Regions from separate parts of the Homo sapiens genome. Here region 1 is linked to region 2. A link is a contact called in ENCODE Hi-C data. All regions are on one chromosome and are shown on one strand. Each heading gives the region's core, a stretch centred on a gene start or an enhancer-like site at or near the end of the contact. The rest is flanking DNA. Distances are from core to core; before and after follow the strand shown. Region 1 holds the start of AS-PTPRE (lncRNA antisense to PTPRE protein-coding gene). Region 2 holds the start of FOXI2 (forkhead box I2).

Region 1 (3,805 bases), core at 773-3,272, 330 kb after region 2:
CAGACTCCGGTGGTGGGACTGAGGGTCAGAGTCCCCAATCCTAGACCCCCACATCCACTTGTCCTCATGGGGCTGGTGCTCATTTCCCTGGGAAGCCTGGGAGAGTGGACCCAGTTCTCCTGTCCTGGGGCTCTTTTAAGTGCACCCACACTTGGCAACACTGGGGCTGGGCCCAGTGCAGGGTTCATAAAATACAGCCCTTGCACTGCCAGGGGCCTGGCACATTCTGCTATTCTTGCTATGTAATGACCCAGCAGCCCCCATCCTGGATGCTGAAATCCTACCCTTGTCGTCATGCCACAGCTGAGACAGTCAGTGTTCACCAAAGCAGGTGCATTCTCTCTCAGGACACTAGTGTTCTCCATGGGAACGCTGAGGAAGAACATCTCTGCCATCCCTGGTGTCGCTGTGAAGCTGCTTTTGCCCTTCCCAGGAGCTGACACTGCAGATGAAGAGACAGCACTGTGATTTCTGGAAGAGACAGCACTGTGATTCCTGGTCCTAATATCTTGGCTTTGTTTGGGTTTTTTTTCCAGATGACCATTCTAGGGTGATTCTGAGCCAACTGGATGGAATTCCCTGTTCAGACTACATCAATGCTTCCTACATAGATGTAAGTGGGCAGAGGTTTCTTGTTCCCCTGGCCCAGCTGGGGCATGAGCAGTAAGCACTTTCTTGTCTGGTGCCCGGAGTGTAAATTGTCACAACCTTTCTGGGCAGTTTGGCCACAAGCACAAAGGGTACGGAACTGCCCGTGCTTTACACACTGGCATCAGCATCTGGGAATTTGAATTCAAGAGACAGAGATGATCACAGAGGATGTTCACTACAGCATTATGTATATTCCTGACCAAATAGAACAGGGAGCATGGGTAGTTAAACAGATTGTGGTAAAACCATGTGCAGTGGACTATTAGAACTTGATTTGTATTAATCTTTAAAAGATCATTTAATATCAATTATAAAATTCCCATTAAAAATACAACATAAAATAAATTGTACATGTTCACCCAATTAGAGGACAGAAATGTCTGCATGTCTGCTTGTGGGTGAGTCTGGGAAAGGTTTGGCAGAAAAACAGACTAGAGAGGGGACGTATGAAGTAGGATTTGTTATTTCTGGAATTGCTGGTGAGTTTTCTTTCCTTCTTAACCTTTTCCTGTGTTTTGCAAATTTTCCATGGTGAATATGTACTGCTTTCCTAACAGCAACACCAACAAATCCTTTCAGCAAAGATAATTCTGAAAAAATATAAATCTGATGTTATTTTTTCTAGGGTTACAAAGAGAAGAATAAATTCATAGCAGCTCAAGGTAAGCTTTTTATTAATTTCTCAACGTATTTTTGGTAACGTGAATAGCTCTTATTTCCTTCTCTGTATGCCAACAAGACCAAGGACTTATACTGGATTTGTGTGTGTGTGTTTACACCTAACAGACACGTTAGATATCCATTCACACAACGGATATGTGTAGTCAGAGAAACACACACTTATTCCCACACCTATATGGTGTGAACACAGGGCACGCAATGGCCCCGGCTGCCATTCCAGCTTGTTAATACTTGCGTCAGATAACCTTGAATTTCTCTCAGCTGGCTGAGCCCTACATGGCTCCCCAAGTTTGGGCGAGGGGTTAGTGGGGTGAATAGCTTTTCAGATCAAGGCCATAACTAAGAATATACTTCAGCTGTGAAAACGTGCCCTTCACCTTGCACAGGGCTACCTTGTGTGTTGAGTACTGAATCCAGCATCACTCCGTTCCACCAGAGGTTGTCATCTGCAGGACCTGGTGTACGTGCGGTTAGATATCAGTGGAGCTGAAACCAGATTCCTCAGACTTCCTCACTCTTAGGCCAGGAGTCTTTAGGGCAATGAGCTCTGAAAGTCAGCGTCCATCAAAATCACCTGGGAAGTTGTTACAAATGCAGAATCTCTAAGAAAAAAGGACACACATGTGCACACGCAGAGGCCATCAGGAATGTGCCCAGCTGGAAACCTCAGGAAACCTGACGATCCTGGCTGAAGCAGATGAAAGCATGTGTTTCTCTCTTGCCAGCAGACACCCACAGGGAGCTAGCCCACGGCAGGACAGCAGCAGGGCCAGGGGCTTCCTTATCTCCCCGCCCATCCCCCTCAGCACGTAGCACTTAGCTCGGGACTGCAAAATAGCCGCAGCTCAGACAGGAAGTGGATAGGGGCAGAGGACTTTCTCCTAGTGACACTTTGTCTGTTGTTCACATCCCCCTCCCGAGGGACTTTAGCTCATATCGTATTGGACAGCACCATGCTGAGAGTAAGATTTTGACAAAGAGGAGGGGATTGGGAATGCAGGGTGAGGCTGGCCAGTCTCTGCCTCTCGCAAGGCTTTCACCAGCTCTCCCACACTTGGCTGTAGACCCAGCCCTCATCTGAACCCTGCTTCTTACCTGTGAACGTCATAACTCAACCTGGGCCCAATTATCTTGCCCACTGAGGAGTTCCTAGCTGGAGTGGGTGAGTGGCAGGACAGGCAGCCCCTACCGGTTCCGGAACGCTTCAGGGCATGACGTGTGTGTCCCCAACAAGCCTGAGAAGGGAGTGAACAGCTGTCCAGGGGCCAACGGCCAGGGTGCCGGGGCTGGGACCCCAAAGGGACTTCCCTTCATGCCTTTTGACTTCGAAATTGTCCTCTACACACAGGTCCCAAACAGGAAACGGTTAACGACTTCTGGAGAATGGTCTGGGAGCAAAAGTCTGCGACCATCGTCATGTTAACAAACTTGAAAGAAAGGAAAGAGGTGAGTTCCAGGCATCTGGCCCCGGTATCACTTCCTTTCAGCTGCTGCTGCCGGGCTGGGGATGTTCTTACCACTTCCTTTTCCTACTTCCCTCCCTTCCTCCCACTATCACTGCAGAAAAAAACCCAAACACATGCAGTGGCTTACAGCATTTTCTTCACGAAACAAATCCCCTGTGTCCCCAGCATCTCACTGTTATCTAATCTGTGATAACACAATGACACAAGAGTTTCCTTTTTTTCCCAAGTAAGAGTGGCCCCCGGCTGGCCCCATGGCTCTGCCTGCCTGATGAGAGACATGAATCTTAGAGTTTTAGGATGTTGAGCGTGTCATGCGGCAGAGCTCAGGCTAGAAATGAACATGATTTCGCGCTTATTATCCAGACTAGAGAAATGCTTTTGGAAAACGTTGGTATATTGAAGAAATGTTGATTTGTCATCCGAATATATTTAATTAGCTGTTTCTAATTCAAAAAAGGATGCATGTACGTTATAAGAATTTGAATCATTGACAAAGAAGAAAAGTTGAACTGATTCGTTTCCTAATGTAACAAGTACTCATTAGCATCTGCTGTGCTGGGCCAGCTCTGTCCCAGGTGCAAGGAGTAGGGGCTCAAATTCAGGGCTGAGAAGTGGTGGCTGTGGGGAGCCTGGGTGCGGGGGTGGGGTTGAGTGACAGGCAGGGAGCCATGCCATAGGCAGTGAGCTCACTCTCCAGAATGAAAGAAGAACTGGGAGCCTGAGGGACACTTACCACAGGTGGGGCGAAGTTAGGAGGCTGTGCTTCTGGCGTGTTCTGGCATGAAGGCCCGGTTCAGTGGGAGCCGTGTGTCCTGCCCGGCCCTGCTCAGGGCCTGCTGTGTCCTGAGCTCCTCAGTCATCTGCTGGCCTGGCCCCAGCAGTTCCCAGGCATTGTAGCGAGGACTGTGGGGAAGGGCTGCCATTTTTAGATGGGAGTACCAGGCCTTGGGGAGCTCAGCTGGGGCAGAAGATGGGTGGCAGGAGCCCACAGGAAGGGCAGGCTGGGA
Region 2 (3,722 bases), core at 237-2,736:
CACCCACCACTTCTGAAGGGGCTTCACTTCTAAGGCGAGAGGCCAACGTCCCAACAGAGGGACTCTCACTTCTTTCTGCCATTTGTTAAATTGTTCCATAAATTAGTTGTTTTACATAAAATTTGGAACTACGATCTGGGAGGCCGAGGGGCTGCACCACCAGTAAGTCGCTGACTCAAATGGGCCCTTTAATCCCCAAACCCAAACTCTTTCCTCGATCGAACCGCTGGCCTCAACCTACAAGCCTCCTCCACCGCCAAAAGTCGGGAAGGGTTGGTCCTTTTGTTTTACAAATGAATTAAAATTAGATCCACAGGCCCGCGTAACGCTGGGGAATACCCAGGGCGAGGCCAGCTTCCAGGAGGTCAGCGCCAACACCGCCGGCAGGAATCTGGGGGGATGGGGAGGTCTCCTCATCTCTGAGCCTTGAGCACCAGGCCTGAATTTTCGCCTCTTTCGCACAGGTGCCCGACTCGGAGTCCGGGAGGCGGGCCCTCTTTCCAGGTACCCAGCCCAGCGTCAGCCTGGGTCCATCCTCCGCCACCCCACAGCGCGGGGAGCAGGGGAGGCCGAAAGCCGGGCAGCTTGGGGGGCCGGGATAACCCGGGCTGCAGCAACCCCGGGCGGCAGCAGGACTGGAGAGCTGGTGTCGGACGCACTGCAGAGACGTCCCTGTTTTCGGCGCGTCCTCCGACACCCAGCAGAGAGCTTGGCGCTCTCCGCTCTGCGCGCCCGAGGTCACAGCGCGGAGAAACCTGGCGGGGCCCCGGACTCCCCGGCTTGGGAAAAGCGATGACTGCCCTGAACTGCTGGGGCGTTCGAAATTTCCAGGGTCCCGACCCTCCGTGGGGTACGCGCGACTTCGGCGCAGATGTCAGTCCGCTGCCTTCCGGGTTGAGGGAGCGAGGACTCCAGACGACCCCAGGGCCGCTGTCCAGGCCCAGCCCCGCGTTCTCCACCTCGCCACCTCGCTCTGCGGCTCCAGCCTGGAGATCTACGGACTTCATTGCGATCTCTTGCGCAGTGTAGTCGCCCTCTATCCCTAGCCCCGAGTCCCGGGTAACCCAGGGGCCCCGGCGAGGCGAGTTTCTTTGGGGCGAGATGTCCCGAGCCGAGCAAAGGGGCCGCGCATTGGACGGGGCTCCCAAGCCACAGCCCTGGGGGCCTTGAGGAGTCGTGGTACGGTCCAGGGCAGTCGGGGCTGCGGGGCCCGTGAAGCCAGACGAGGCTACGGACTTAGGGTCCCTGCAACCAAGACCGCGAGCGACTGTGGACTCGGGACGGATCGCACAAAGGAGGAAGGGGGAATCAGAGGGGCGTCCGGTCCAGGACGTGTCAGGCCTGGGCGGGGCGGAAAACTGACACCAGGGCGAGGACAAGGATTTCGCTCCTCCAGGGCTGCCAGGGGAGGGGCTCGCCACCGTCACTCTCCATGGGCTCTGGCCCCGACGGTGTTTAAAGGGCGGAGGGCTGGGCCGGGCTGGTCGCACCCGGGCGCTGCTGGCGGCCAAGCTGGATGGGTCGCCAGTGAGTTTCGGTGCGGCACCGCTGGCCCAGGCCCGGGCGCGGCTGGACATGGCCACCTACTGCGACGACCTGGGCCCCTCCTCGGCCCCGCCCGGCCAGGCCCAGGCCACCGCGCACCCCCCGGGCTATGAGCCAGGGGATCTGGGCGCGGTGGGCGGGGGCCCCCTCCTGTGGGTGAACGCGCCAGCGCTCAGCCCCAAGTCCTACGCTTCGGGTCCCGGGCCTGCGCCGCCCTACGCGGCCCCGAGCTACGGGGCTCCCGGCCCGCTCCTCGGCGCCCCGGGCGGCCTGGCGGGCGCCGACCTCGCCTGGCTGAGCCTCTCCGGCCAGCAGGAGCTGCTGAGGCTGGTGCGGCCGCCCTACTCCTACTCGGCGCTCATCGCCATGGCCATCCAGAGCGCGCCGCTGCGGAAGCTGACGCTCAGCCAGATCTACCAGTACGTGGCTGGTAACTTCCCTTTCTACAAGCGCAGCAAGGCGGGCTGGCAGAACTCCATCCGCCACAACCTGTCGCTCAACGACTGCTTCAAGAAGGTGCCCCGCGACGAGGACGACCCAGGTAACAGCGGCGCGCCGGCTCGCTCCGTCCAGGACTCCCCATCTTCCCGCCGGGCCGCGGGCACTCCGGGGGTGGGAGCACCTTAGACAACCTAATTTCTCCCTGCGCGGTTGGGGATACCCGGGGAGGAGGGAGAAGGGGAAGAAGTGCTTGGGCATGGACAGGTTCTCAGACAGCGGCTGAGCCCACCACAGGCCCGCGTTTACAGTGCGGCGGTCCCGGGGCTCTCAATCTCTGTGCGCTCCTTCGGAGGAAGAAGCGGGAGAGCCAGCAAGCTGGGTGACCTTGGGAGTGACTCAACTTCCCTGGGCCTCAGTGCCCTACCTGGTAAAATGGGGAAGACAGCGCCTACCCCAAGGATGGGCAAAACAAATAGGATGCCCGTTTGGAAAGCTCTGGAGCCTACCTGGGGGCCTGGCGTGGTCTGCGCTGTCCTTGGCAGAGCGGCTGGCGGAGTCCCACCATTAGCATCTCGCAGGCCTTCCTTCACCTTAACGGGGCTCGGCCTTTCCCAGGGCTCCCTTCCTCCTCCTTTCTGGATTGTCACTTTCTTCCCAGTCCTGCTGTGGAGGCCCATCGGGTACAGAGTGCCCGTCAAGGGTGGAATGGGGGCGAGGACTCAGACCCTCTGTAAGGGCCAGCAGGGGATCTTTCTGAAGCTGACCTCCTCGCTGGCTCACACCACGGCCCGTCAAAGCTCGAACCTTCTGAACTGGGCTGTTTCTTCTTCTGCAGGTAAAGGCAATTACTGGACCCTGGACCCCAACTGCGAGAAGATGTTTGACAACGGGAACTTCCGAAGGAAGAGGAAGAGGAGAGCTGAAGCCAGCGCGGCCGTGCGCTCGGGAGCCAGGAGCGTGGGAGGGGCCGAGGCGCCAGCGCTGGAGCCCCCGAGCGCGGCTTGCCTGGACCTGCAGGCCTCGCCCTCTCCATCCGCACCCGAGGCCGCCACCTGCTTCTCCGGTTTCGCTTCTGCTATGAGCGCTCTGGCTGGCGGCCTTGGCACCTTCCCCGGGGGCCTGGCGGGCGACTTTTCTTTCGGGAGGCGGCCACCGACAGTCGCCACCCACGCTCCCCAGACCCTTAACCCCTCCCCTGGCTTCGCCCCTGGCCACCAGACCGCGGCCGCCGGCTTCCGCCTCAGTCACCTCCTCTACAGCCGGGAAGGGACCGAAGTTTGAAGGGAGGCTGGAGGCTAGCCGGGTGCGGGTCCAGAGGTGCTGAGCTCAGGCCTCCGGTTTCCCCTGGTGACAGCCCCACGTGTTGGCGTTGAAGGCCTTGGTGCCCTGGGAGGAAGCGCAGAGCCGGGGGCGGCTCGGCCAGCAGGGAGCTGGGCTGAGCGGCTCTTGGGCTTTGGGGTGGGTGGCCCTTCTGCTGTGCACCCCTCACCCAGGCGACCTTCGGAACCTCCCTGCTCTGCCTCTAAGTCCAGCCGCCCTGGGCGTCTAGAACCTGTGCTCTCGAGGGATTTGCCTTGAAGGGGCGGCGGGTCGGCCCTCAGCTCCAGCGTTTTCCAAGGAGGCTGGCTGACTCCAAAGAGCCTTAGAGCAGATGGGAAGAAGGTGGGCTGCCAGAGCGGCCCAGGTGGTGGGGGCCCTTTCCACCTCCACCCAGCTTGGCCCACCTGGCTCAGGGC

The links. A loop is a pair of places that touch in the nucleus more often than their neighbours do. Pooled maps may share reads with other maps.
Region 1: a pooled map of right lobe of liver shows a loop between it and region 2 (2.2-fold over the local background). The contact joins the promoter of AS-PTPRE here to the promoter of FOXI2 in region 2. A Hi-C loop is called at or near these places in 1 of 168 maps with a recorded cell type or tissue (pancreas) and 2 of 50 pooled maps.

The regions. Positions count from the first base shown.
Region 1 is chr10:128,060,403-128,064,207 of GRCh38, forward strand. It overlaps AS-PTPRE (lncRNA antisense to PTPRE protein-coding gene), which reads right to left and starts at 2,023. Exons shown (of 3, transcript NR_136150.1): 1 at 1,725-2,023; 2 at 285-442. PTPRE (protein tyrosine phosphatase receptor type E) reads left to right here. Exons shown (of 21, transcript NM_006504.6): 8 at 537-613; 9 at 1,277-1,313; 10 at 2,681-2,778. RefSeq lists enhancers at 1,566-2,765, 2,097-2,146, 2,557-2,766, 3,106-3,704.
Region 2 is chr10:127,735,699-127,739,420 of GRCh38, forward strand. It overlaps FOXI2 (forkhead box I2), which reads left to right and starts at 1,487. Exons shown (of 2, transcript NM_207426.3): 1 at 1,487-2,086; 2 at 2,822-3,722. The coding sequence starts at 1,576. The coding sequence ends at 3,267.